Linked DNA regions of Homo sapiens: region 2 is linked to region 1. The links are chromatin loops, found by intact Hi-C in ENCODE. Cell type or tissue: heart right ventricle. All regions are shown on one strand. Each heading gives the region's core, and the rest is flanking DNA. Links, peaks and the distances in the headings are about the cores only.

Region 1 (14,968 bases), core at 2,793-10,792:
TAAAATGTTTCTCTTGCAGTTCACCATGGCAATGTAAATTGATAGCTTATCTTCACAGGTGCTGGGACATACGACAGAGCTCAGATTCATGCTTCTGCCCATGTGAGACAAATGCATATCTTACTGTTTCCTCTGCCCTATGGTCTATGGCATCTCATGTAAAAATTCAGATTCACTGAGCCAGGCAAAGGCATGAATGACTGTTTTTCCCTACCCCGCTCTCACATGAAAGTTGTGTATTTCTCAATATTCCGCCCATTCCCCTTTAAATATTGAAGCCACCAAAATTATCTTCAGAGAAAGGCATAGACCTGTCTCTGGGAGTGCATCCTTAACTTTGGCAAATAGGCCTCCCAAAATGATTGAGACTTGCCTGGGTTATTTTCCTTGATTGACAGTAAGTCAAGTCAATTGACATAAGAGTTTACTTATGAGTGCTTTGTGGGGGTTGTCATCTGGAGATGCCTGAGGCCCTTCCATGGGGGTCTAGCTAATGCCTAATGCTTTGACACAAGGTTGTGAAGTAACAGCAATTCATTTGGAAGAGGGTGTTGCCAGTGACTCAGCCTCCAGGCTTAACTTTCCCTTTGGCAGAAGGAGTTGAGTGGTCCTGAGATTTTTTATTTCCTTGCATAAAGACCTACTAAAAGCAAAAGTGTTTGCAGCACCGCCATTCACTTGGCAATTCAGGCAAAGTGGCTGTGGAGAGGTGTCTGGGGATGAGACTTATCGTGGTGCCCACACTCCCAGGGAGCTCTTCTTTAGCGTTTCCACTCTGACCCTGGCTGATCACCTCTCACGGAGAAAAGTGCAGGGGTTGCCAGGCATTTGAAGAGCACAGTTCTAAAGTTCCTGGTTGCTTCTTTGGCAGAGCACCTGGGTACCACAGCTGTTTGCTGACAGCGAAGTTCCCTTCATTTTGAAAATCTGAGGATGCTGTCTCAGGGTTAGTAGGGGCCGTGCTGACAGGCAGGAGATCGGAACTCAATTTGTGTATTTCTGCATTAAATGGGGATGTGCACTTCACCTGGATCCCTGTATGACTTGTCTGACGTCACCTGAGTAAAATCCCCGTAGTTAGAAGGATGGAGAGGCCCTGCATTCCCGTTCATCCTGAAAGTGAAAATCAAGTGCACTTTCCCCCTTTTGTTCCAGGGGAAGTTCTGTCAACCCTGGCCTGCTTTGGGACACCAGTGGACCTCCCCAGAGCTGGTGGTGAAAATTCCTGGAGGTCAGGATGCTCTTGCTGGTCATTGGAGAAAACCACAGGAGTAGCAGACTCCTCTGTCTCCTCACCAGGCCAGACCACGCTCAGTCTCTGGGGTCTTTCCCCAAGATCCTTCCAAGCACATTCCCTTGGCTGAGGTTTTGCTGGAGACTGGGGCTCCCTGGGCAGCCACGAGGCCCACAGCAGCTGGGGCTATCCATGGGAAAGGCCCAGCTCCTGTCCACAGCCACAGTCCCTGAACCCAGCGACCCCATGACACTGCAGGACCCTTTCTCCCACTAGGGCCCTACATCCACCCTTCCTTGGGGGCAGGAGGCTGGAGATATCTAAGGTCCAGGGGATCCTGGGTGAGGATGGGAAAGTTAATCACCTTATCTAGTGTGTTAGTCCATATTGCTTCACTATAAAGAAATACCTGAGGCTGGGGGAATTTATATAGAAGAGGGTTATTTGGCTCACAGTTCTGCAGGATGTACAAGAAGCATGGCACTAGCACCTGCTTCTGGTGAGGCCTCAGGGAGCTTCCAATCATGGCCAAAGGCAAAGGGGAGCCACTGTGTCACATGTGAGAGAGAGAGCAAGAGATGACAGGCTGTCTTAAACCACCAGCTCTCATGTGAACTAATAGAGTGAGAACTCACTCATCAGTTCAGGAAGGGCACCAAGCCACTCATGAGAGATCTACCCCCATGACGCAAAAACCTCCCACCAGATCCTACCTTAAGCACTGGAGATCACACTGCAACACGTGATTTGGAGGGGACAGACATCCAAACCATATTCACCAGTCAAGAGTACCTGACGAGCCCTTAGAGCCCATTTTTATTCCCAAGTAAGTGATTGGCTGGATGACTTCCCTTACCTACTTTGTCCAGAGGCTGTTCACCTGGGAGACCTGCTGGTATATGGGCCACGGAGATTTGCACCCCCTTCCCCGGATTCTCAAGTGCCACTAGAAGTCTCCAGAACTGTGAATTTATTCTAGCACGCCCTGCACTTCACAAGAAAAAGAGATCTCTCCCTGGGCTCCTGCCGGCTCCTCCAGGATACAGCACTGGAGAAGGCAACTTGGTGTTTCCTATCTCCGCCACTCTGGATTTGGGAATCCAAACCCAACTCCCTTTCTATCACTGACAGCGATTGAGGCCAATGCCTACTCCTTTGGGATGATGCTCGCCTGTCTCAGGACCGACTGACCCATGTTCAACTGCTTTTCACATGGAATCCTTCTCCACTTTGGCCTTCAAAACGCTCATTTGAATATTTACTACTACCACCAAGATCTGCCCCTGCCATGGTGCCACCTGGGCCCACCCCTAGGCTTGCAGGCACACCACAGTGGCCCCTTCTGCCAGTCCCAGCCAGTGTGTGTGTGCATGACCCTGCGTGTGCATGTCTGCATGTTAAGAGGGTAGATACAATGTCAAGCATTCTTAAAAAGATTTTTGAAAGATATTTTTTAAAAGTCAAAGAACTGTAGAATGTTTTTAAAGTATGTATTTGTGCATTTTTTGATGTGTTAAATGGGACGATATCAGAATCATATAAACAAAATTGCGCCAGGCGCGGTGACTCGCCTGTAATCCCAGCACTTTGGGAGGGCGAGGCGGGCGGATCACAATGTCAGGAGATCGAGACAGTCCCGGCTGACACGGTGAAACCCCGTCTCTACTAAAAATACAGAAAAATTAGCCGGGCATGTTGGTGGGCGCCTGTAGTCCCAGCTACTCGGGAGGCTGAGGCAGGAGAATGGCATGAACCCAGGAGGCGGAGCTTGCAGTGAGCAGAGATCGTGCCATTGCACTCCAGCCTGGATGACAGAGCAAGACTCCGTCTCTAAATAAATAAATAAATAAATAAATAAATAAATAAATAAATATAAAAAATAAATAAAAATGCTAACATTCCACATCTCTGGAAAGGTCTATAGAATTCTGGGAGGTAAACTTTGTCTTCCAAACATCTGTCCATTAATTGTTTGTTTACTTATTTTTTTGAGACAGATTCTCTGTCACCCAGGCTAGAGTGCAGTGGTGTGTTAATGGCTCATGGCAGCCTTGGTCTCCAGGGCATAAGTGATCCTCCTGCCTCAGCCTCCTGAGTAGCTGGAACTATAGGTGTACATCACCATTCCTGGCTATTTATTATTATTATTATTAGTAGTAGTAGTAGTAGTAGTAGAAACAGGGTCTCATTATCTTGCCCAGGCTGGGCGTGATACTCCTGAGCTCAAGCAATCCTTCCATCTCAGCCTCCCAAAGTGCTGGGATTACAGGCATGAGCTACTGCACCCGGTCTGTTCATTCATTGTTTTGTTGTTGTTGTTATTGTTCTGTTTTTATTTGTTTGTTTTTCTCACTATTGAAGATAGAAATTTTTTAAATTAATTGTTATTAGAAAAATAGGCATTTGCATTATCTGTGTTAAAGAAAGTTCCCCCAGATAGTGTTCCATGGAGCCAGTGCCTAGAAGACCACATCTTCTATCTTGTCCCCTTTACGTTTAATACAGTGATGAAACAATCCACTAACAACGGGCAAGTCCTCAATTTTCAGAGGTATTTATAACCGCACACAAGCACGGGATTGATTTTTCTGATGCCAATTTGCCTGTTATTCCCCTCTCAGTTGGATCTGTTTTCTTTTTTTCTTTTTTTTTTTTTTTTGGAGACGGAGTTTTGCTCTGTCACCCAGGCTAGAGTGCAATGGTGTGATCTTGGCTCACTGCAACCTCTACCTCCCGGGTTCCAGCAATCCTCCTGCCTCAGCCTCCTGAGTAGCTGGGATTACAGGCATGCACCAACAAAACCCGACTAATTTTTGTATTATTAGTAGAGACAGGGTTTCACCATGTTGGCCAGGCTGGTCTCAAACTCCTGACCTTAGGTGATCCGCCCGCTTTGGCCTCCCAAAGTGCTGGGATTACAGGTGTGAGCCACCTCACCCAGCCAAATCTGTTTTCTTTTTCTTTTTTCTTTTTTTTTTGGAGATGGGGTCTCACTCTGTCGCCCAGGCTGGAGTGCAGTGGCGCGTGCAGTGGCGCAATCTCGGCTCACTGCAACCTCTGCCTCCCAGGTTCAAGCGATTCTCCTGCCTCAGCCTCCCACGCCTGCCACCATGCCCGGCTAATTTTTGTATTTTTAGTAGAGACGGGGTTTCACTATATTGGCCAGACTAATCTCGAACCTCTGTCCTTGTGATCTGCCCACTTCGGCCCCCCAAAGTGCTGGGGTTACAGGCGTGAGCCACCGTGCCTGGCCTCTGTTTTCTTCTGTAGTTTCACTACCATCCTTTGTGGTGAGTGGGGTGAGTGTTAGCCAAGGGTGGAACCTAGTTTTGTTTTGTTTCTCTCGCATCTGAACAAGATTTGGTCTCGATTTCAGAATGACCACGTTGCAGAGCAGGCCCCCCAAATGTAAAACTAGGGGGAAGAGAAATCACAAGTCCACTAAGGCTGGGCAGTGGTCTTAGGTTCAGAATATGGTGTCTTAAATATTCCTGCAGACCTTGGTCCTTTACTGTTGCATCTGAGTGAGGCTCCTACGATTGTTGCTACTGATAAAATAAAACGTACATTTGATGTATATAGTCAGATTGCCCTACAGAATGACTTTACAGATTTGCTGTCCAGTCAGCATGGTGTGAGAGTGCCTGAGACTCCATCCCCTTCTCAAGGCCTGTGGTGTCACTGGGAATAGAAGTTATGGCTCTGAAATTTAAACCCAACAGAAGCTTCCTAAGGCTGCTGTAACAAAATCCCACAAACTGTGTGGCTTCAAACAAACAGAAGCTTATTCTCTCACAATTCTGGAGGCCTGCAGTCCAAGATCAAGGTGTCGGTGGGGGTATTTTTTCTAGAGGCTGTGAGGGAGGGTCTGTTCTGTGCCTCTCTCCTAGTTTCTGGTGGGTGCCAGCAATATTTGGCGTTCCTTGTCATGCAGACACATCTCTCCAATCTCTGCCTCCATCTTCACAAGGCATCTCCCTCTGTGTCTCGTCTCAAATCTCCTTCTCCTTTCTTTCACAAGGATGCCAGTTAGGGGACTTATGGCCCACCTTAAGTCCAGTATGACATCATTTGAGATCCTTAGCTTAGTTACATCTGCAAAGACGTTTCATTTCCAAACGAAGTCACATTCTGAGGATCTGGTAGACAGTACCTGGAGGAACACTACTCAATCCACTACAGATCTATCTCTTGCTTACAGATTTTCTGGCTCTCTGATTGCTGCTTTGCTATTAAGGACTTTGACATTGGGTATATCCAATAGCCTTCCTGATCTTTAGTTTTCTCACTAGTTCAAGGAGGTATAATCTTTGTCTGGTCTGTTGTTCTTTCCTAAAAGCCCTGTAAATGCAAAGTGACCCACAAACACAGAAGGAGATAAGAAACCAAAGAACAAGGCAGACAAATCCAGTTTGTCAGTAAAGGGTGATTTATTAGGGAACTTACACACAGAAGTGTAGTCTTCTATGGCCACGAGACAGGCAGATCTGTGTACTGCAACCCCTGAGACCCATGGCTTATGTATCGGGAGGGAAGTCTACATGCTCCGGAAGGAATGTGTAGATAGCTGAAAGAATGCTGAGGGTGTCATGGCCTATGATGTGTGCAACAACATCAAGGGTTGATTAGGAGGGAAGGCAAAACTTACAGTAAACAGAGATTTCTACATAAAGAATAATACATCAACTAGACATCTTGGAGGCATTCCCAGACTCGAGGTTAGTCAGGAGTCACATGGTGGATTAGCATCTGAAATAGAGTTACCCTTGTCCCCACAGCTGCTGTGGTTTTACAACAGCAGATCAGAAAAAAGGTCCCCTTCAAACCTCGTATTGAAATTTAGATCCCCAATGCGGCAATTTTGGGAGATAGGCCCTGGTGGGAGGGGTTTCAGTCATGGGGGTGGATCCCTCATGAATGAATTAATGTCCTCCCATTAGTTCACAAGAGAGCTGGTTGTTAAAAGGAGCCTGGGCCAGTGTGATGGTTCGCATCTCTAATCCCAACACTTTAGGATGCCAAGACAGGAGGATTGCTTGATGCCAAGACAGGAGGATTGCTTGAGGCCAAGTATTCAAGACCAGCCTGGGCAACACAGACATTGCAACATCCCTGTCTTTACCAAAAAGGAAAAAATTAGCCAGCCATGGTGGCATGCACCTATGGGCCTAGTTACTCAAGAGGCTGACGTGGGAAGATAGCTTGAGCCCAGGAGTTCAAGGTTACAGTGTCCAGCCTGGGTGACAGAATAAGACCACGTCTCAAAAAACAAAGAAACAAACAAACCAGCCTGGGACCTCCTCCCTGCTTTGCTTCCTCTTCAGCATGTGTGATCTCTTTGCACATGCCGATTCCCCTTTCACATTCCACCTTGAGCTGAAGCAGCCTGAGACCCTCACCAGAGGCCCAATCTTGAACTTTCCAGCCACCAGAATTGCAAGCTAAATAAACCTCTTTTCTTCATAAACTACCCAGTCTCCAGTATTCTGTTAGAGTAACACTAAACCTCTGCCTCACTTGTTCAACCTTTCATTAAATATATTTGTGTTGAACACCTTTTTGACACCCAGTTCTGTACATCTTTTGACCTGATATGATCTTTTGGAGTAAAGAATAGAGGAATTGGGGTGACATCAGCAAGATGGCAGAATAGGAAGCCCCCACCCTTGTTTCCTTCACAGTGACACCAAATTAACAACAATATATAGACCAAAATACCTTTATGAGAACTCTAGAAACCAGTGAGGAAGTTGCAGTACCCCAAGGCAAGATCAAGCCAAGAACAGTGCATTGAAATCAGTAAGAAGAGCCATTTCACTTTATCTGCAATTGTCCCTGTCCCAAGCTAGCACAGCTCGGCTTTTCTCATGGCTTCTCCCTTAGGTTAGAGGGAGGGGAGAGAAGAGTGCCCAGCGTTCCAGCTTCTCAGAAGGCTGCCCAGAAAACTAGTTTCTGTCTTACTTGACTCAGGGCACTAATGGAACCAGAATAGTTTGGATGCCTGGAGGATGCTGAAAGCAAGGGAGAATGGGGTGGCTTACTGTGCCACCAGAAGGCCTGAAGTGCGGCACACAGAGGATGGCATGACTCAGGGTAACTGGGAGGTGCTCAACTCATAGGTCTTCCCTTGGCAGGGAGGTAGAAGAGTGGGCTGTTTGGCTGGCTGTCCAGCTTTTCAGAGAGCTGCTCCAAGGACTGGTGAATGTCTCATCTGATCTAGGGGAGCTGACAGGGAACCAGCATACTTTGGATGGGGCCTCTGAAAACAAAGGAGAGGAGAGTGGCTTGCTGCTGTGGCACCAGGGAACCTGCAGTTCTAGAGACAGACACCAGAGGGAGCCAAAGATTATGATCTTCTGAAAAAGAAACTGGCAAACCTCTCTAACTGGAAAATTACAGGCAAAGCTCAGAGGAATTGCGTCCTCCTAAAAAGATTTCAGAGGCCCCCAGAATCTCTAGGTGTGGCTGATTGGTGAACAGAATTCCCCCGTACAAACCCAATCCATAAAGACTGAGAGAGAAGGCTATTTTTTTTCAAATGCGTACAACTCAACAAAAAAAATATCACAAGCCACACAATAAAGCAGGGAAATATAACCAAATCAAAGGAACAAAATAAATCTCTAGAAACTGCCTCCGAAGAGATGGAGATCTATAAACTATCGGATTAATAATTCAAAATAATTGTCTTAAAGAAACACAGTGGCTTCTTTTCCGACAAAACACCAAATGGCGGATGACGCCGGTGCAGCGGGGGGGCCCGGAGGCCCTGGTGGCCCTGAGATGGGGAACCGCGGTGGCTTCCGCGGAGGTTTCGGCAGTGGCATCCGGGGCCAGGGTCGCGGCCGTGGACGGGGCCGGGGCCAAGGCCGCGGAGCTCGCGGAGGCAAGGCCGAGGATAAGGAGTGGATGCCCGTCACCAAGTTGGGCCGCTTGGTCAAGGACATGAAGATCAAGTCCCTGGAGGAGATCTATCTCTTCTCCCTGCCCAATTAAGGAATCAGAGATCATTGATTTCTTCCTGGGGGCCTCTCTCAAGGATGAGGTTTTGAAGATTATGCCAGTGCAGAAGCAGACCCGTGCCGGCCAGCGCACCAGGTTCAAGGCATTTGTTGCTATCGGGGACTACAACGGCCACGTCGGTCTGGGTGTTAAGTGCTCCAAGGAGGTGGCCACCGCCATCCGTGGGGCCATCATCCTGGCCAAGCTCTCCATCGTCCCCGTGCGCAGAGGCTACTGGGGGAACAAGATCGGCAAGCCCCACACTGTCCCTTGCAAGGTGACAGGCTGCTGCGGCTCTGTGCTGGTACGCCTCATCCCTGCACCCAGGGGCACTGGCATCGTCTCCGCACCTGTGCCTAAGAAGCTGCTCATGATGGCTGGTATCGATGACTGCTACACCTCAGCCCGGGGCTGCACTGCCACCCTGGGCAACTTCACCAAGGCCACCTTTGATGCCATTTCTAAGACCTACAGCTACCTAACCCCCGACCTCTGGAAGGAGACTGTATTTACCAAGTCTCCCTATCAGGAATTCACTGACCACCTCGTCAAGACCCACACCAGAGTCTCCGTGCAGCGGACTCAGGCTCCAGCTGTGGCTACAACATAGGGTTTTTATACAAGAAAAATAAAGTGAATTAAGCGTGAAAACAAAACAAAAAAAAGAAACACAGTGACCTTCAAGAGGACACAGATAATTAAATGAAATTTTTAAAAATGCAACAACAAGATGAGAAAATCAACAAAGAGATAGAATGATAAAAAAAAGAAAGAAGCGGAAATTTTTGAGCTGAAGAATATAGCAACTGAATTGAAAAATTCACTAAAAGAGTTCAAAAGCAGACCTGATCAAACAAAACAGTGGACTAAACAACAGGTCATTTGAATCTTTGAGTCAGGGAGCAAAAAGAAGAAAAAATGAAGAAAAGTGAGGATAGCCTAAGAGATTAATGGGACATCATCAAGCAGATCAACATACACATTAAAGGCATTCCAGAAAGAGAAGAAAGAGAACTTATTTAAAGAAATAATGGCTGAAAACGTCCCAAATCTGACAAAGGAAGTGGACATCCAAATTCAACAATCTCAAAACAAATATTAGTAAATTAGTAAGATTATTAGTAAGATGAACTCAAAGAGGCCCATACAGAGAGACATGTTATAATCAAACTATTGTCTTTAAAAGAGCAAGGGCAGTGACTCATGATGTACAAGGGAGCTCCCATTATAGTATAAGTAGATTTCTCCACAGAAATTGTATAGGCAAGAAAGGGGTGGGATGATATGTTCAACATGTTCAGAGAAGAAAAGCTATCAACCAAGAATACTATGACTGGCAAGACTGTCCTTCAAAACTGAAGGAGAAATACGCATCTAACAGCAGAGCACCCAAATGTATGAAGCAACATTGACAGAATTAATTGAGAGACAGAAAGTGGCATGGTGGTTGCAAGGGACTGGGCGGAGGAATGAATGGGGAGTTACTGTTTAATGGGTACAGAGTTTCAGTTTTGTAAGACGAAAAAAATTCTGGAGATGAATGATTGTGATGGTGGCACAATAATGTGAATGTACTTAATGCCATTGAACTGTATGCTTAAAAATGGTTAAAATGGTAAATTCTGTTACATTTGTTTTACCATAAGTTAAAAAAAAATTTTAAATTAATAGACATGGTAAAAGCAAGAAAATATCACACATAATCAGGACAAAAATCCATCAATATAATAAGATTCATAAGTGACATAAATGATGCAATTAACAGACGTGATATAGAAAATAGATATCATAAATATGGTTCACGTGCTCAAGAATGTAGAAGATGAGGAGATAAATAGAAAATATTTTTAAAGAAACATTAGATGGAATTAACAGCAGAGTAGGTATTTGTATTAGTTCATTCTCACATTGCTATAAAGAACTACCTAAGACTGGGTAATTTATAAAGAAAAGAAGTTTAGGCCAAGTGCAGTGGTTCACGCCTGTGATCCTAACACTTTGGGAGGCTGAGGTGAGTGGATCACCTGAGGTCAGGAGTTCGAGACCAGTCTGGCCAACATGGTGAAACTCCATCTCTACCAAAAATACAAAAATTAGCCAGGCATGGTGGCAGATGCCTGTAATCCCAGCTACTCGGGAGGCTGAGGCAGGAGAATCACTTGAACCCAGAGGCGGAGGTTGCAGTGAGCTGAGATCGCTCCAGTCCACTCCAGCCTGGGCGACAAGAGCAAAACTCCATCTCAAAAAAAAAAAAGAAAAGAAAAGTGGTTTAATTGACTCACAGTTCCACAGACTGTATAGGAAGCATGTCTGGGGAGGCCTCAGGAAACTTACAATCATGGCAGAAGGTGAAGGGAAAGCAGGCACTCCTACATGGTGGGAGCAGAAGGAAGAGCACGAAGCAGGAGGTGCCACACACTTTGAAACAACCAGATCTCATGAGAACTCACTATCACGCGAACAGCAAGGGGGAGTCTGCCCCCATGACCCAATCACTTCCCCCCAGGCCCCTCCTCCAACATTGGGGATTACAATTCAACATGAGATTTGGGCAAGGACAAAAATGTAAACCATATTATTCTGTCCCTGGCCCCTCCCAAATCTCATGTCCTTCTCATATTTCAAAATACAATCATGCCTTCCCAACAGTCCCCCAAAGTCTTAACTCATTCCAGCATTAACTCAAAAGTCCACAATCCAAAGTCTTATCTGAGATAAGGCAAGTTCTTCTGCCTATGAACCTGTAAAATCAAAACAAGTTAGTTACTTCCAAGATACAGTGGGGGTACAGGCATTGGCTAAATACTCTCTCCCATTCCAAATGGGAGAAATTGGCCAAAACAAAAGGGCTACAGGCCCCATGAAAGTCTGAAACCCAACAGGGCAGTCATTAAATCTTAAAGCTCCAAAATAATCTCCTTTGACTCCATGTCTCATATTCAGGGAACACCAATGCAAAAGGTGGGCTCCCAGGGCCTTGGGCAGCTCTACCTCTGTGGCTCTGCAGGGTACAGCCCCCTCAGCTGCTTTCATGGGCTGGAGTTGAGTACCTGTGGCACTCCAGGTGCATAGTGGAAGCTGATGGTAAATCTACCATTCTGGGGAGTGGTCCTCTTCTCACAGCTCCACTAAGCAGTGCCCCAGTGGGGACTCTGTGTGGCAGCTCCAACCCCATATTTCCCCTCCATATTGCCCTAGTAGAGGTCCTCCATCAGGGCTCCTTCCCTGCAGCAGACTTCTTCCTGGACATCCAGGCATTTCCATATATCTTCTCTGAAATCTAGGCAGAGGCTCCCAAGCCTCCACTCTTCCTCTCTGTGTACCCGCCAGCTTAACACCACATGGAAGCTGCTAAGGCTTATGGCTTGCATCCTCTGGAGCAGTGGCCTGAGATGTATCTGGGTCCCTTTTAGCCATGGCTGGAGCTGGCATAGCTGGGATGCAGGGAACAGTGTCCCTAAGTTGTGTAGGGCAGTTGAGCCCCGGGCCTGGCCCAGGAAATTCTTCCCTTCTAGGCCTCCATGCCTGTGATGGGTGAGACTGTCATGAAAGTCTCCGAAATCCCTTCTGGGCATTTACCCCATTGTCTTGGCTATTATTATGGTTCCTCTTATGCAAATTTCTGTAGCTGGGTTGAATTCCTCCCTGAAAATGGGTTTTTCTTTTCTACCACATGGCTGGGCTGAAAACTTTCCAATCTTTTACACTCTGCTTCCCTCTTAAAGATAAGTTCCAGTTTCAGCTCATTTATTTGCTCACAAATATAAGCATAGGCTGCTAGAAGTAGCCAGGCCAAGTCTTGAATGTTTTGCAGCTTAGAAATTTCTTCTGCCAGATACCCTATATCAACACTCTCAAGTTCAAAGTTCCACAGATCTCTAGGGGAGGGGCACAATGCCTCCAACCTCTTTGCTAACACATAACAAAAGTGACATTTGCTTCAGTTCCCAATAAGTTCCTCATCTCCATCTGAGACCATCTCAGCCTGGACTTCATTAACCATATCACTATCGGCATTTTGGTCACAACAATTTAACAAGTCTCTAGGAAGTTCCAAACTTTCCTTTATCTTCCTGTCTTCTTCTGAGATCTCCAAACTGTTCCAACTTCTACCCGTTACCCATTTCCAAAGTCACTTCCACATTTTCAGGTATCTTTTTTTTTTTTTTTTTTAATTGATCATTCTTGGGTGTTTCTCACAGAGGGGGATTTGGCAGGGTCATAGGACAATAGTGGAAGGAGGGTCAGCAGATAAACAAGTGAACAAAGGTCTCTGGTTTTCCTATGCAGAGGACCCTGCGGCCTTCCGCAGTGTTTGTGTCCCTGGGTACTTGAGATTAGGGAGTGGTGATGACTCTTAACGAGCATGCTGCCTTCAAGCATCTGTTTAACAAAGCACATCTTGCATCACCCTTAATCCATTTAACCCTGAGTGGACACAGCACATGTTTCAGAGAGCACAGGGTTGCGGGTAGGGTCACCGATCAACAGGATCACAAGGCAGAAGAATTTTTCTTAGTACAGAACAAAATGAAAAGTCTCCTGTGTCTACCTCTTTCTACACAGACATGGCAACCATCCGATTTCTCAATCCTTTCCCCGCCTTTCCCCCCTTTCTATTCCACAAAACCGCCATTGTCATCATGGCCCGTTCTCAATGAGCTGTTGGGCACACCTCCCAGACGGGGTGGTGGCCGGGCAGAGGGGCTCCTCACTTCCCAGTAGGGGCGGCCGGGCAGAGGCGCCCCTCACCTCCCAGACCGGGCGGCTGGCCGGGCGGGGGGCTGACACCCCCACCTCCCTCCCGGACGGGGCGGCTGGCCGGGCGGGGGGCTGACCCCCCCCACCTCCCTCCCGGACGGGGCGGCTGGCCTGGCGGGGGCTGACCCCCACCTCCCTCCCGGATGGGGTGGCTGCCGGGCAGAGACGCTCCTCACTTCCCAGACGGGGTGGCTGCCAGGCGGAGGGGCTCCTCACTTCTCATATGGGGCGGTTGCCAGGCGGAGGGTCTCCTCACTTCTCAGACGGGGTGGCTGGGCAGAGATGCTCCTCACCTCCCAGACGGGGTCGCGGCCGGGTAGAGGCGCTCCTCACATCCCAGACGGGGCGGCGGGTCAGAGGCCCTCCCCACATCTCAGACGATGGGCGGCCAGGCAGAGACGCTCCTCACTTCCTAGATGGGATGGCGGCTGGGAAGAGGCGCTCCTCACTTCCTAGATGGGATGGCGGCCGGGAAGAGACGCTCCTCACTTTCCAGACTGGGTAGCCAGGCAGAGGGGCTCCTCACGTCCCAGACGATGGGCGGCCAGGCAGAGACGCTCCTCACTTCCCAGACGGGGTGGAGGCCGGACAGAGGCTGCAATCTTGGCACTTTGGGAGGCCAAGGCAGGCGGCTGGGAGGTGGAGGTTGTAGCAAGCCGAGATCACGCCACTGCACTCCAGCCTGGGCACCATTGAGCACTGAGTGAACCAGACTCTGTCTGCAATCCCGGCACCTCGGGAGGCCGAGGCTGGCGGATCACTCGCAGTTAGGAGCTGGAGACCAGCCCGGCCACCACAGCGAAACCCCGTCTCCACCAAAAAAATACGAAAACCAGTCAGGCGTGGTGGTGCGCGCCTGCAATCGCAGGCACTCGGCAGGCTGAGGCAGGAGAATCAGGCAGGGAGGCTGCAGTGAGCAGGGATGGCAGCAGTACAGTCCAGCTTCGGCTCGGCATCAGTGGGAGACCGTGGAAAGAGAGGGAGAGGGAGACCGTGGGGAGAGGGAGAGGTAGAGGGAGAGGGAGACCTCAGGTATCTTTATAGCAATACTTCACTCCCAGTATCAATTTTCTGTATTTGTCCATTCTCACATTGCTATAAAGAACTACCTGAAACTGGGTAATTCATAAAGAAAGGATGTTTAATTGACTCACAGTTTCACAGGCTGTGCAGGAAGCATGGCTGGGGAAGCCTCAGAATACTTACAATCATGGCAGAAAGCAAAGGGGAAGCAGGTGCATGCCCGGGGCAGGAGGAAAGTGTGAAGGGGAAGGTGCTACACACTTTGAAACAACCATATCTCATGAAAACTCACTATCACAAGAACAGCAAGAGGGAGGTCCACCCCCATGATCCAATCACCTGCCACCAGGCCCCTCTTCCAACATTGGGGATTACAATTTGACATGACATTTGGGCAGGGACACAAATCCAAACCATATAAGTATTAAAGAAAAAAGACCAGAGAAGAAAAGATCAGAGAAAGAATGAAGTACAGATGGAAAAAATAATCAAGGATTTTTGTGATAATATCAAGTAATCTGATGTACATGACATTGGAATTTTAGAATGAGAAAGTGTAAAGAAAAATATGAAGAATAATCTTATGAAAATTTCCAAAATTGCTGAAAATTATAAACCAACAGATCCAAGAATCTCAATAAACCTTAAACATAGGAAACATAAAGAAATACACACATTACGTTTTTTGTATTTTATAATGATAAAAAAGTAAAAAAGAAAAAACCACATCACTGCACATCATATCAGAATTCCTTTAAATATAAATGGTCTAAAGACTGTGAACAAAAGCAGATATCATCAGAATTAATAAGAAAAGCAAGATGTAAAATATGCTGTCTATAAGAAACAAGAAACCAAGTTTAAATTTAAAGACACAGGTAGTTAAGAGTAACAAAATGAAAAAAGATATACCACAAAGTCACTAAATAAAACAAACATGGAATAGCC
Region 2 (14,968 bases), core at 3,597-11,596, 130 kb after region 1:
ACCATTAAGTTCAATGTTAGCTATAGGCTTTTTTCCTTTTAGAAGCCCTTTATCAGGTTATGGAAGTTTGCCATTATTCCAAGTTTGCTAGAATTTGGAAATAAATGGCTAATGAATTTTATCAAATGGTTTCTGCCTCTAAGATGACCACATGTTTTCTGTTTTAATCTGTTAATATGGTACATTTGTAAATTTTCTAATGAGTTGGTTCTTGCAAACAAAGTACTTCATAATGTACATCTTTGAAAATATTTCCCTGGCTTGGGTTTTGTAATTGTTTCTTTCCTTAGGATTTTTACATCTATATTCATAACCAGACTGGCCTGAAATGTTTGTTCTCACTGCACTGCCCTTGTCTGGTGTTGCCATTAGGCTTCTGCTAGTCTCATACAATGACTAGGAATATTCTTTATTTTCCTGTTCTCTAAAGGAGTTTGTATGAAAGTGGGATTGTTTCTTGAATATTGTTAGTACTTACTAGCAAAGCCCTCTGGGTGGATTTGCAGAAGGGGAGGATTTTTAAATACCGATTCCATACCTTCCATGATTACAGATTTCTATTTATAGGTTTTTTATTATTCTTCAGTTAGCTTTGCTGTTTCCTTTTTAATTTTATCCATTTTATCTAAGTTTTTGGATTTGTAAGCACAGAGCTGATCAAAGAGTCAGCCTCTCACCCGACATGAAATCCTGAGTGTGCCGGCAGTTATGCTGTTTCATTCCTAATGCTGTTTGTGCCCTTCCTCTTAAAAAAATTTCTTGCCAGAAATTTGTCTATTACTCTTTTCAATTACTGACTTGTCTTTACGGATACTATTATGTGTTTATGTTCTTTTCATTAATTTCTATCTTTATCCTTATAATTTCCTTTTATTTTACGTCAGTGTAATGCTATTCTAACTTCATTATATCTTTTTTACTAATGTGAACATTTAGAGCTATAAATTTATTTTACTATTGCTTCAGTTGTCCCACAAATTCTTATGTAAAAATATACTATTGGCCAGGCGCAGTGGCTCATGCCTGTAATCCCAGCTCTCTGGGAGGCCGAGGTGGGTGGATCACCTGAGGTCGGGAGCTTGAGACCAGCCTGATCAACATTGAGAAACCTCATCTCTACTAAAAATACAAAATTAGCTGGGCGTGGTAGCACATGCCCGTAGTCCCAGCTACTCGGGAGACTGAGGCAGGAGAATTGCTTGAACCCGGGAGGCAGAGGTTACAGTGAGCTGAGATCACGCCATCGCACTCCAGCCTGGGCAACAAGAACAAAACTCCGTCTAAATATATATTTAATTTGGTTCTAAATATATCTGATTTTCATTATAATTTTTTCTGTGACTCAAGAATTTAGAAGTGTTCTTAAAATTTTAGGTGTATGAAGGTTTTCTACTTATCCTTTTAACTGATTTTTTACATAAGTGTACTGTGATCAGAAATTGTGTTATATGTGATACCAATTTTTTGCAATTTGTTGAGACTAGCTTTTCTGTCTAGGACATCATCAATTTTTTCCAAGTATTCTGCATGTGACTGCAAAGAATGTGTATTCTCCAATTGCTGGGAACAACAAATTCATAAGCTTATGGATTGTGCCGCTCAAATTTTCTTATATCCTTATTACTTCTGAAATGTTCTCCCAAATTATTTCCCATTTCCGATGCTCTTCATTCTGTCCTGAAGATCTGAGTTTCCATCTGGTTTTCCCTCCTATCAGCCTGAAGAACTTCTCTTAACATTTCTGTGGTACAGATGTGCTGGCAACAAATTCTCTTAGTGTTTTATTAACAGATGTCATCCTTTCAACTTTACTCTTCAAGAACACTTTCACTGAATACAGAATTCTGGGGGTTGGCAGTTTTTGTTGCTGTTGTTGTTTCCAAATTTAAAATATCTTTTTTAAAAAAATTATCAATTCTTGGAAGAAAGATGATTTTGCTAGCAATGGCTTTCTAGTTGACTGTGTTTTTCTTGCAGCACACTGAAGACTCTATGCCACTCAGACATCTACTGTTGCTGTCAATAAGTTAGCTATCCATTTAGTTGCCATTTCTTTGTAATGAATGGCCTGTTCTCTGTAGGTTTATTTAAGGTATTTTCTTCCTCTGGTGTTCTGCAGTTTCCTGATGATATGTCCAGGTGGGGATTTCTTTGATTTATCTTGCTTAGGATTCACCAGGCTTCCTGGATCTGAGAAGGAGCATCTTTCCAAAATTCTGGAAAACCCTGTCAGCTTTCAAATATTAGCTCTTCTGAAACTCCAAACAGATATGTGTTAGGTGTCCTCACTCTGCTCCCGTGTTTACCCCCAGCCACACTGATTCCCAACTGCTTCCCAAATGCCTGGCATCTTCTGGGCCTCTCCGGCCCTCTTATTTTCTCTTCCTGCCTTCTCTGACTCCTCTGGAATCCCCCCCTTGACTTTTAGATCACTTATCATACAGCACCATAACTATTATTTAACTATGAGTCTCTCATGCACTGTAAACTCCCTGGAGTGAGGGCTACCTTCAGCCCTGGCACCAGACATTAGGGTGGCACCCAGCAAGCTTGTGACAGCCTGGCTGAGCTCTGAGGCCTAGAGAAAGGCAGCAGAAGGTGGCAGTGATGTGTCAATCTCAGAAGACCAGGGAATGCTCCCCTGAGCCTCCGAGACAACTAGTCTCTTCCCTCATTCCTACTCTGAATTCTACAAATGCTTCTCTTAAAAGCCCCAGCTCTGCTGCTCAAGGATGGACAGGTGAAGAGGAGACTCCTTGGCTTTCAAAAAGATGAACCAACTGCTAGGCATCCTACATGTAGCTTCATGCCTTCTCGTCTCTGAAATGCTGAATAGCTTTAGTAAGGGCCTATTAAGCCACACCAGCCACTACCTTTTTTTTTTTTTTTTTTTAGAGACAGGTTCTTGCTCTGTCACCTAGGCTGGAGCGCAGTGGTGCAATCACAGCTCACTGCAGTTTCAACCTCCTAGGCTCAAGGGATCCTCCCACTTCTGCCTCCCAAGTAGCTGGGACCACAGGCACACACCCCCATGCTGGCTGATTTTTTTATTTTTTGTAAAGATGGGGTCTCCCTATGTTGCCCAGGCTGGTCTCACAGGTTTCAGTTGTCCCACAAATTCTTACGTAAAAATATATTATTGGCCAGGCGCAAGGAGACACTGCACCTGGCCCACCAGCCACTATCTTGGTGGCCTTTTTCACTTTTGGCCGGGATCAGCTACTGGCTAGCTGTAGCAGCACTAGGAGGGAGAGGAGGAGAGTGCTGCCTTCACTCCTTCCCAAGCTTGCCCCGGCGATGGGGGCCTGGCCAGGCCAAAGCAGATGTCAATCTGCAAGCTTTGTTCCCAACATCCCATGGATACTTGTGCCTTTCGTTTCCTCATGGCCTGTCCACTCCTGTTTGGACTCAGGGCTTCTCCTGCTACTGCCCCAGAACCCACAACCTTCTAGAGGCTCCAGAAATAACTGTTTCCATCCAGAAGCTTCTTCTGACACTTCACTCCTCGTCTTCCAGTGTCTCATGCAGATCGTCCTCCCCCAGGACTGAAGCTGCCCTTGCCAGGTCCACCTCTGCTCGACATGGGGAAGGGGCTATCAGTAAACAAAAATCTGCCCCCTGCTGGAATCACACTGTAGAGACAAGCCCTCACTCTAACCCCCTGCAACAGGACACCTTGTGGGTCCTCAGCTCTCTGTCCCAGCTGGACGTAAGTGGCATGGTGGAAATGACAAATCAGGGAGAGAGCTGACTGCAAGCCGAAGAGCTGTGGTGTGACTTCAGGACTGCGGTGACACAACACAGAGGACACGGGAGACCTGGGGCCAAGTGCCAGGCTGATTCTGGCCCCCTGTGGAGCCTGGGGGAGTCAACATGCCTTCCTCACTGCCCATGCTCAGCAGCCCAGCTGTGCCTGGATAACAGACTGGAGCCTCGCTTTCCCTGCAGCCCTGACCATGCATCATCTCCCCTGCACAATATCTCACTCCCCAGCTACTATCCCTTCCCACTTGCCTCTGTCAGGGGACATGCCCCGGTTACTTCTATCCCCCACTCCTGCTTTCTCCTGCAAGGATGCCCTGGTTCTCCTTGGAAGAATTCTCCCCTCACCCACTTCCAGTCAGTCTCAAAAGGGACAGATCCTGCCCTGGCAACAGAAAAGGGTTCTCACTGGTTAAAGTCAATCTGCAAAGTGTCCCCAACTCCAGTCCCCCATCCCTAAATCCCAGAAATGGTACTGGAGCTACAGAGAAATCCACTCTCTCTATTCCCTGGGCTGTGTTAACTGGGACTATGAGGTGGGCACCAGAGGCAGCCACTGTGCGTGCCAGAGCAAAGGGTTGAGCTTCTGAGGTGAACAACACAGCAAAGGGGGTCTGAGTGTTGGTGGTCACCTCCTAGCCACTGGGTCAAGCTGAGGGCAGCATCACATCTCGAACAAACTGGCTCCCCTGACATACTGTATGTGGGGCACTTGCTGGGAAGGCCCAGCCCCCACTCTGCAGCCTCTATGCCAGCCCGCCATGCAGTTCCCACTCTAAACCCAGCTCAAAACCCTTCTCAGGGCACTCATGCCGCTTGTGTGCATGTGAGACTGCATCTGTCCCCCTTGCCAAAGCATGTGCTCCATGAGAACATCGGCTGGGTCTGCTTTGCTGCCCATCCCCGAGATCCAAGCCTGACACACAGAGGGTGTGCTCCATCACTAACTAGGGATTGAAGAGAGGTCACAAGGATCAAGGGACCCACAGGACCTCAGGCTGGCAGGGACTTTGCAGTTTATCTGCATCTCTGCACACTGGAGTTCAGTGACCACTTCTAACAGGTTCTGGATAAATGTCCAATTCAGGGGCTCAGAAACACAACCAGATTAGAGTGGCCCATAATCTCCATCCTGATTATCTAAGACATGGAGCTTTCAAGTGTCTTAGACTGAGTGGTATTCATGCACCCTGGGCCAGGGGGCACCAGACTAGTGGTTCTCAACCATGGTTCTTCTTGGGAAGCTCTTAGGGATTTTAGTAAAATACTGATGCTGTCCTCTGCATACACACAGATTCTGGGGTGGGCCTGAGCATTTGGATTTTTAGAAGCTACTGAGATGACTCAAATGGGCAGACAGGATGCATAAGAAACACTGAGCTCTGGGTGCACCCAGACCTCTCACCAAGCCCTCCTCAAAAATGAGGCCCCATGTGAGCACCCAGCTCAGACTTACAAGCCTGAGTGGGCAGATGCGTGGTGGAGACAAGCTCTGGTCTCCCACGGTCACCTTGTTCTATCCAAGCAACATTTGGTCAGCAGTCCCCAGGCCTGGCCCCAGGATGGCCCCTCCCTCTGAGATAGAGAAACAGACAGCCACTACAGCCAGCATGCGGGTCACAGGCAGCCATCAATGGCAAGAGGGCAAGAGGCAGGCCTGAGGACGGGGTGACCACATCCCCTGAGTAGGGATGTCTGAGCCATGATTTCAAAAATACATAAGAGTTTGCCAGGCAGACAATGAGACACAATATAAAGATTAGGCATTTAAGGGAATCCAGGATGCCTGAGCCCCTGCAGAGGCCCTCACCAGAGAGGAGTCTCTGAGCTCTGCTCCGAGCCCCAGGTCCCTCAGGCTTCGCCTTTCTGGCCTCAGCCGCTGCACACCCAGGCTCCCTGCAAAAGTATAATCTGTCGCTGGGCATGGTGTAATCCCAACGCTGCTCACGCCTGTAATCCCAACACTTGGGGAGGCCGAGGCGGGTGGATCAAGGTCAGGAGTTGGAGACCAGCCTGGTCACTATGGTGAAACCCTGTCTCTAATAAAAATACAAAAATTAGCTGGGTGTGGTGGCAGATGCCTGCAGTCCCAGCTACTTGGGAGGCTGAGGCAGGAGAACTGCTTGAACCTGGGAGGCGGAGGTTGCAGTGAGCCCAGATCATACCACTGCATTCCAGCCTGGGCAACAGAGGGAAACCTTCTCTCAAAAAAAAATAAAAATAAAAAATAAAAAAAAAAGGGGCCAGGCGAGGTGGCTCACGCCTGTAATCCTAGCACTTTGGCAGGCCAAGGCAGGTGGATCATGAGGTCAAGAGTTCAAGAACAGCCTGGCCAATATGGTGAAACCCCGTCTCTACTAAAAATACAAAAAAATTAGCTGGGCGTAGTGGCACTCGCCTGTAATCTCAGCTACTTGGGAGGCTGAGGCTGAGTCAGGAGAATTGCTTGAACCTGGAAGGCAGAGGTTGCAGTGAGCCGAGATTGCGCCACTGCACTCCAGCCTGGGTGACAAAACGAGACTCCATCTCAAAAAAAAAATTTAAAAAGTAGAATCTGTCCTTCCATCTAGACGTACTCTCAGACAGTGAGGTTCTAAACACAGTTTAAACTAATAGGTTTATATCTTTAAGAGTTAACACAAGGCATTTTAACATTTCTGGAAATTTTTTTTTTTTGAGACAGGGTCTCACTGTTGCCCAGGCTGGAGTGCAGTGGCATGGTCTTGGCTCACTGCAATCTCTGCCTCCCGGGTTCAAGCGATTCTCATGCCTCAGGTTCCCAAGTAGCTGGGATTACAGGCACACACCACCACACCTGGCTAATTTTTTGTATTTTTAGTAGAGACGGGGTTTCACCATGTTGGCCAGGCTGGTCTCGAACTCTTGGCCTCATGTGATCTGCCAAACTTGGCCTCCTAAAGTGCTGTGATTACAGACGTGAGACACCATGCCCAGCCAACATTTCCGGAAGAATTCTTTCTACCATGAACTCTGCAATATGTGCAGTATCTCCACTGCACGGGTTCTGAAGCACTCTCCATGAGCCAGCAGCACGCTGACCCACCATCCAGGACTCATGGGCCAGGCTTCCACGTGAGAACCCCACACTCCAGTGGAATGCCACCTGAAACTATTCCAGAGACTCTTCTGACACCTCCAGTTAGCTCTTATGGGCCCTGCTTCCCCTTTAGAATCTGCTATTAAAATAACAAACAACAGCACTGCTAAGAATTTTAAAACTCTGCAACTGTATCATGCACAATGTTGAAACTACAAGTTTTGGCTCAGAAAGAACCCCCTACTCTTTTTTTTTTTTTTTTTTGAGATGGAGTCTCGCTCTGTTGCCCACGCTGGAGTGCAGTGGCATGATCTCGGCTCACTGCAACCTCCGCCTCCCGGGTTCAAGCGATTCTCCCTGCCTCAGCCTCCCAAGTAGCTGGGATTACAAGTGCCCACCACTACGCCTGGCTAGTTTTTGTATTTTCAGTAGAGATGGGGTTTCACCATGTTGGCCAAGGATGGTCTCGATCTCTTGACCTCGTGATCCGCCCACCTCAGCCTCCCAAAATGCTGGGATTACAGGCGTCAGCCACCATGTCCAGCCAAGAACCCCCTACTCTTATAGCCCACACAGACAAAGTTGGTCACAGCCCAGACAGCTTTGAACATAGAGTGAAGTCTGTGCTTGAATCAAATCCTGACCACCTCCAAATCACCCAGGTAATCATGGACAAGCTGTTTGGCGTGGGTGGGCTCTGTCTAGTTTGCATTCTGCAAGTGACACTGGGGACCCATGTGTATAGGACACTGCAAACTGCTGGGCTGAATTCAGACTATACAAATGGGCAAAGCCCCCCAGACACATACAAAGTCCCGTGGCCAGTGTGACCTCCTTCTTTGCTGTGTGCGGGGGAGTCATGGAAGGTCACACACTGTGGCACCTTGCTTTCTTGAAATGTGACTTGGAGACAAAGTCACAAAGTCACAATCATTCCCTGAGGGCCAGCTGTACCCTCAGGGAACGCCTGCTGGCTCGGGGAGGCAATGGGCATGCTCCTCCTCTATGAATGGACAGTAGATCCGCTGCAAGGCTTCTCTCTGTGCTCTCCCTCTCCACGTCCTCGGCAGGGTCCAGGCCATGCCACATACCCAATCAATAAATGCTTGTTGAAAGCTCAAGTGAATGAGAGGAAACGAAGATGGAACCAAGGTTTGAAAGATCAAGCAGTTTCCGGCCTCTTCCTCTGTGGGGCCCATTCACAGGGAGCCTGTGTCCCGGTCGCCTCCCACCCGCCAGCCTGGCTCATCCCGAGCCTCACAGATGAATATTCATGTGCACAGGGAGGCAGTCACAACGCGGGGGGGTGGTGCGTCACAGAAGAACTGAGCCGTGCAGAGGTCACCAAGAAGCCAGTAGCACCACCTGCTGCTGCCAGGGCGGAAGACAGCCTCTGTCCCAGCCCAGGCAGTGGGCGGGAGTACAGAGAGAGGGCTCCAGCCAGCCAAGGTCTTCTGAATCAGCAGGCTATAAGCCCTCCTCAGACCAGGTGGCTGCTTTGTGTGTCTGGAACAGAGGAGGAAGCGCCCCACTGACCTGGCAGGCTCCAATCTCCCTCCTTTCAACCCTGAGCATTTCCTCCCAAGGCCACTTGGCCAAGTTGCTCCTAGTGCTGCTTGGAAAAAACTGGTAATGATGGGGCTCACTACAAATGGTGGCTTTCAAAACAGTGTTTCTTTCATCCAGAGGGCACAGCTAACACTGTTAGGGGAAGGGACTCCAATCTTTCTAATTTATGAATGAGTCTCAGGATGGAGGGGTGACCCTGAAAATTTGCACTATTGGATTTAACTAGATGCTAAACAATAAATCCAATACCACACTCTTGCTCTGAGGCTACGCTGATGGAATGTGGAAGCAGAGGGTGTGCTAACACGCTTCAGTGAATGCAGGAGCTAGCAGAGGGCCATTCTCCTGCAGAGCTGGTCAACACCACCACTGAGAAAAGAATCTCAGAATTAAAAGAAATCACTGTGATTTTAATGTATTTTTCTATTGAAAGCAGAGTGCCAGAACTGCAAAAACACCCCTATGAACATCACTAGGCTGCTTAGTAAATGATGGTACAGCGTGGTATTGTTTAGAATTTCTAATGATGCCTAGAAATGCTCATGACACTACAAATTGAAATATACACATACATACACACGTAATTATATATACAATATAGCTTCAACTGAGTAAAAACATAATGCCCAGAAAAAAGACAGGAAGCAGACAAGCTAACATTTTAACAGTGGCTATCTCTCCATATTGGAATTTGTGGTGACTTTTCCAGGACATGCCAGGGCCACAGAAGGGCCTTGCAGCAGTCCAGGATGGTGTGACAACTACAGGACATGGTGCCATAAGCACTGAGCCTGTCCCAAACCTATTAACAATGTCTATGGGCTTTGGTGGCCTATCTCCTCCCCAAGTCACTGGTAATAATGCCAAGTGCATCAGAACCAAGAAGGTCCTAGGCTGGGCAAGTGGCAAGAGATGGCCAACTGGCAGTCAACAAGCCACATGTGCCCATCCTCAGATAGCTTTTAATTAGCTCAAACCATATTCTTAATTTTTAAAATTCACAGCCAACATTTAAACACTAGATTTCAAAAATCCAGGTTTCTATCTTCTCTTTAAAAAACTGGATTCATAATAGCCAAAATGTGAAAACAGCCCAAATATCCATCAATTGCTGAATGGTTAAACGAAGTGTTGTATATCCATGCAATGGAATATTATTCATCCACAGAAAGTCATGAAGGACTGACACACGCTATAACATTGATGAACCTTGAAAACATGATGCTAAACAAAATAAGCCAGGCACAAAAGTCCACACAGTGCATGACTCCGTTTCTATGAAATGTCCAGAGAGGCAAATCCCTGGAGATAGAAAGCACATACTGGTTGCCAGGGCCTGGGTATGCGGTTTCTTTCTGGGGTGATGGAAATGTTCTGGAATTAGATATCTGATGGTGGCTGCACAACATTGTGAATGTGCTGAAAACCAGTGAAGTGTCCGCTTTAAAATGGTTGAAATGGGCCAGGAGCGGTGCCTCATGCCTGTAATCCCAACACTTTGGGAGGCCGAGGCAAGCGGATCACTTAAGGTCAGGAGTTTGAGACCAGCCCAGCCAACATGGTGAAACCCCGTCTCTACTAAAAATAAAAAACTAGTTGGTGTGGTGGCACAAGCCTGTAATCCCAGCTACTCAGGAGGATGAAGCAGGAGAATTGCTTGAACCTGGGAGGCGAAGGTTGCAATGAGCTAAGATGGTGCCACTGCACTCCAGCCTGGGCAATAGTGAGACTGTCTCAAAAAAAAGAAAAAAAAAAGTTGAAATGGTGAATTTTATCTCAAGTTCTTAAAATTTGGGAGGGCAGATTCACATGGGCAGCATTCCTAGGTGAAGCAGCAGCCCATCAAGCCCACCAAGTTGCCCCCATTCATCAGGGGAGACTCCTCCGCTCACACCCCCTGGACTCCTGTACCGAGTCTCACCCCAGGGTGCTCTCAACATGGTATTGCTATTACGCTATGTTCCTAGAGGGTCAGGTCAGGTCCTTGGCTCGGCCCAGAACACTGGGTCCAGGGCACAGCCCTGTTCACCAGCCAAAGGAGGGGCTGGGCATAACTTGGTCATTTAAAGATATTTTGAGATTTTTGTCTCTCCTGACTGGGAAAAACTTACCCCTGGTAAACAAGCCAAACAATATAAAAAGGTAAAGTGTTAAAACTAAGTCTCCTTCCCACCACTCTGATCCCCAATTCCCTCCCCAGAATTTAACTCTATTAAACCCACCTGGCTCCTGGTGTGACCACTTTCTTTACAGGGCACTAAGACAACTATCCGACAGTTTAATGAACAGTCTTTCCTGAAAACATCCTAACCATAACTTATGGTGGCCATCACTTTACAGACTAATCATTCTTCAGATTTAAAAATAAAGCCAAAGCCACTGTCTAAAAGGGTCTGCCAGCCCTGGGGCACCACAGTCCCCATGTGTGGTGAGTAAAACCATACCACAGGCTCCCTGGGGGTACCACACACAAGTGACAAACCTTGTGAACCAACCTCTTGAGCAGCCCTGGAACTGGCCTTCAGTCAATGAAAGCTGTGGGCAATTTTGCCTGGGGCTTTTCCCAAGGCCCAGAGGGCTCCTGCCAAAGGGGGTATAAGGCCCTGCCTGGGTTACAGAGGCCACCATCAAGCTATTGGAACTCACCAGATGCTAAAGGGCATCGGGGGCTGACAGTGTCTTCTGGACCAAGTCCAAGCACTTGGTAAGGCTGAGTGCAGGCCCTGAGTGATCTGGGCCCTTCTCCCCTGCTTCCCAGTTCACACCAGCTGGTTGCATCTGCACCCACTCCACCACTCCGTACCCCTCTGCTTCTCACACGCTGAGTCTTCTGCAGGGAACTCCCTGCCTCTTGGTGCCTGGACACCTTCTTTTCCCTGGGGACTCAACGGAAGTGGCCTTCCTCCAAAATGCTTACCTCACACTCCTGGACTCCTGTACTGAGTCTCATCTCATCCCAGGATGCTCTCAAATAACCTCCATCGAGTCCTGGACTACACAGTACTGCTATTACGCTGTGTTCCTGCCCTGCCCGCTCCTGAGCAGGGCCTTGACAACAGACAACAGGGACAATAATCACCTGTTGTCTCAGGGGTCATGCACAGCAGAACACAGCCTGTCACTTGGTACATTTTAGCAAACATCTAGGGAACCGAGTTAAACACAAGAGACGGTTCTGAGAGAAACAGAGACTCCAGGAGATACAGGCAAGATGCCACAAGATATACAAAGTTCCCAAACAGCCCACAGGTCAGCCACGCCCAGTAGGGTTTAGCACACCAGGAGGGGCCTCCCAGGGCACCAGGCCAGGAAGCCTTCATAAAGCCTGCTGGGCCATGCTCCTGCCCAGTGATTAAGAAACTCGTGGGCCCAAGATCATCACCCAAATCAAACCAGTTGTGTCATGCTCACATTTTGAACTTCCCACCACAATTCCTCTTACATCTCACATTAAGCAAAACTTTAAAATATTCATTTAGCCTATTAAACGGATTTTCTATTGCTTTAAGTAACAAGCAGAATTATAGCAAATGTATCCCCTTTTCATCAGCAGTGGTGGTAAGCACATCATAATTTCCATCTAATTACAGCAGCTTGATTTGGATGTTCCATGCTGTGTATTTTGGTTCCTTCAGCTGGGACGCTGGGTGTAACGCTGAGGCTGCAAGAGTTGAAACATGTCCCAGAGAAGGCACAAGCCATTTCTGATGCAAATGGGAGGTTGAGGGGAGGTTGACTTTCCTTCTCCCAAAGCAGAAAACCACTCAAAACAAAGAGGGAACACCATGCCACCATCCTCAAGGAGGAGGGCAAGGGCCAGTTGGATATCACTGCTGAGGGCTGGAGGAGCCTGGACACCCACCACAATCGACCAGACCCAAGTGGGTGAGAGACAGCAAGAAGCACTGCCCTGCCCCTCACCCATCCAGCAGGCAAGCACGGGAGACCAGTAATGGGGTCTTTACCAAACGATGGCCAGGGGTCTGAAGTACTCGCAGGAGCCGCTGGCCCGCCCCAGGGGTTGGTCTGGTTAGTGGAGGCTGACGGGCCCCAGGGCTCTGCTTTCTGGGCCGCGGGGCCCGAGCTGGGGAGAGCATCCATTAAATCCAACAGCGTAGTCTGCTGTGGGAGAGAGCCATGCTTTTAAGACAAAGAGAAGGGGACAGGTTTTACTATGCTACAGTTACAGCAAATACTCATGAACTAGCCATAAATATCACCCACCTGTGCCTCTTCCTCCAGTGAAGCCCTCTAGGAGGGGCTGAGAAGAACTTGGAAACTGAGCCGTCCCATCTCCCTCCCCGTCCAGCCAGCTCTCCAGTCACAACAAGCTATTTACTGTTTGCTAAACCCCCTCACCAGACTTCAGAGACCTCAGGGCTCAACAGACTTTTCCAGGCTAACACTGGCTTCTGCCCAGGCTGTGGACCTCCTCCAGAACGCCATCCCTCCCACCTGCCAGCCACCATCCAGGGCCAGCCTGAGGGCCCTCCTCCTCGGGCACCTGCATGCTCCCCACTCTCAAGACCACCCCATGTGTCATCAGGGATCATCAACATCAACCAGTCAGGAGCCAGGGGCTCCACCGGCCTCAGTAGCACTGTAACAGAGGAGGCCAATGGAGCCCCGGGGCCTGTGGTGTAGAAGGGGTCTGGGTCTTGACTGGATGATGATGAGCTTGTCAAGAGCCCAGCCATGTCCTGGTCATCTCTACATCACAGCAGGAAGCCTGGCACAGGGCTGAAGAGGCAACCAGCACTTCTGGGGGCACACCCTGCTGCAGGAAAGCGTTCCGCAGCCCCTGGCATGTAGCTCACTTGACAGCTGCCGTAGCCACAGCGGCAGGAGGCAGGCACTATCATCACCTCCATTTTACAAACGAGCAGACTGAGGCACTGGGACATTAAGTGTCTCCTGGTTAGTTCAGGTGTGTTTTCAGTCGCTTGCTCACCTGGCTCTCGCTCACTACAGGCATGAAGGTTATTTGCTGAGGTTGGAGAACTCACTGTGCATCACGCCATCCAGGCAAGTTGGTGGGGGGATATTGAGGCAACAACTACAGGACAGGGTGAAACATCTACCCTCCCAGCAAGCTCTTACCTCTTTCTTTTTTGGAATTTTAACTGTGTCCCTTCGGCTTTCTTCCAGGGCCATCTGTAATCTGAGGTCATCACCCCGCCTGAGGCGTTCTTCCTGTAGAGGGACAATGCAAACTGGTAATTGTAATAACATCACTGTACAGAACAAAGCCACACTGGCCAGAAACAGGAAATGCACATTGTATGATGCAGTATTTCAAAGGAAGATTTCAAAACTACTTGTAAAACACAATTACTTTCAAATCCCAAATGTGTGTGTACCCAGAAGGCCCCTCCCTCATGGCGACTCCTGTGACTTGGACCCCTGTGGGGTCACACCAGGGAGACTATGGCTCAGGTACCACCAAACTGGGGAAAGGGAATGCTTAATCTAAAATATTTTTTTCTCAAAATGAAACTGGCTTTATAAATTCTACTTATAGAAGCAATGTGTGTCCTTATAAAACACAAATCTGACAACCCAAAAAGGAATTAGAAAGAAGATAAAAATCACGTATCATTCCACCTCCACTGTGTATGCTTCCGGAAAATGGCTGCATATTTCTATGATTCCTAACAGAAATGATTCACTATCTTTATTTAAGGCAAAGTCACCATATGCAAAAGACAGGGTTGTCCTAAGCTTTTATATAATATAATAATTAAATATAAATAATATATTCCTTGTATTTTTTCTTTTCTTGTTTTTAAGAGATAGGGTCTCATGGTATTACCCAGGCTGCTACACAGTAGCTATTCACAGGGACAATGCCACTACTGATCAGCACGGGAGTTTGAACTTGCTCCCTTATATTTTATTATAAATATTAACTAAAATGGGCTCAAACCGTCCGTCTGTCCCTATGTTTCTCAGTGGATGCTACCACGCACCTTCTTCCTGGGCTGCTGGCCATGAAGCCACATGCATCCACCTGGGCAGTTACTGGTGGCCTGTTTCCCACTGCAGGGACAGAGAGGCCACAACTGAGATTGCCCACTGTCACTGAGCTTTAGAATGTTGCCAGTTATAGACACACAAACAATGCCGGGATGAACTTGTCAGTACTCAAATCTAACTATCCCCAGTATTCCTCTCTGAACACCAACTTCTAATAGAGGAGAGGAATCCCTGTGCTGCCCCTGGTCCCATCTACCTTTTTTAACCAAAGGTCATTGGAGACAGCCCTGATAACTGCAACCAAAGGCTTGACAATTTGTAAGGCCACTCTAATTGCTCCTTTCCCTTCTCGCTGTTGTAAAGTAATGCATGCTTACTAAAGAAAAATGGGGGCCAGGCACGGTGGCCCAAGACTGTACTCTCAGCACTTTGGGAGGCCGAGGTGGGCAGATCACTTGAGGTCAGAAGTTTGAGACCAGCCCGACCAACATGGTGAAACCCTGTCTCTACTAAAAATACAAAAATTAGCCGGGCATGGTGGCACGCGCCTGAAATCCCAGCTACTCGGGACGCTGAGGCACGAGAATCACTTGAACCCAGGAC

Evidence for each region. Hi-C counts contacts between places; a loop is a spot of excess contacts. Peaks named below come from ENCODE experiments on the same cell type or tissue, not always from the same donor. Only the 100,000 strongest peaks of a DNase experiment are listed, where the experiment ranks them.
Region 2: it touches region 1 in a loop (5-fold over the local background); 7 of 110 quality-filtered maps call a loop at or near these places.

Annotation. Positions count from the first base shown.
Region 1 is chr17:19,439,848-19,454,815 of GRCh38, reverse strand. LOC105371574 (a long non-coding RNA gene) reads left to right here. Exons shown (of 3, transcript NR_188341.1): 2 at 1,156-1,231. It also overlaps the pseudogene RPS2P46. Among named protein-coding and RNA genes, the nearest start is that of LINC02094, 29 kb to the right of the region's middle. RefSeq lists enhancers at 917-1,416, 1,417-1,918, 13,116-13,900. In heart right ventricle, for the core only: CTCF peaks have their summits at 7,345 and 7,555 (motif pointing right); a DNase peak (open chromatin) is centred at 7,555.
Region 2 is chr17:19,310,666-19,325,633 of GRCh38, reverse strand. It overlaps EPN2 (epsin 2), which reads right to left. Exons shown (of 11, transcript NM_014964.5): 6 at 13,490-13,582; 7 at 12,355-12,529. Among named protein-coding and RNA genes, the nearest start is that of EPN2-AS1, 12 kb to the right of the region's middle. RefSeq lists enhancers at 7,929-8,468, 14,880-14,968. In heart right ventricle, for the core only: CTCF peaks have their summits at 3,626 (motif pointing left) and 8,193 (motif pointing left); a DNase peak (open chromatin) is centred at 8,143; H3K27ac peaks cover 2,936 bases.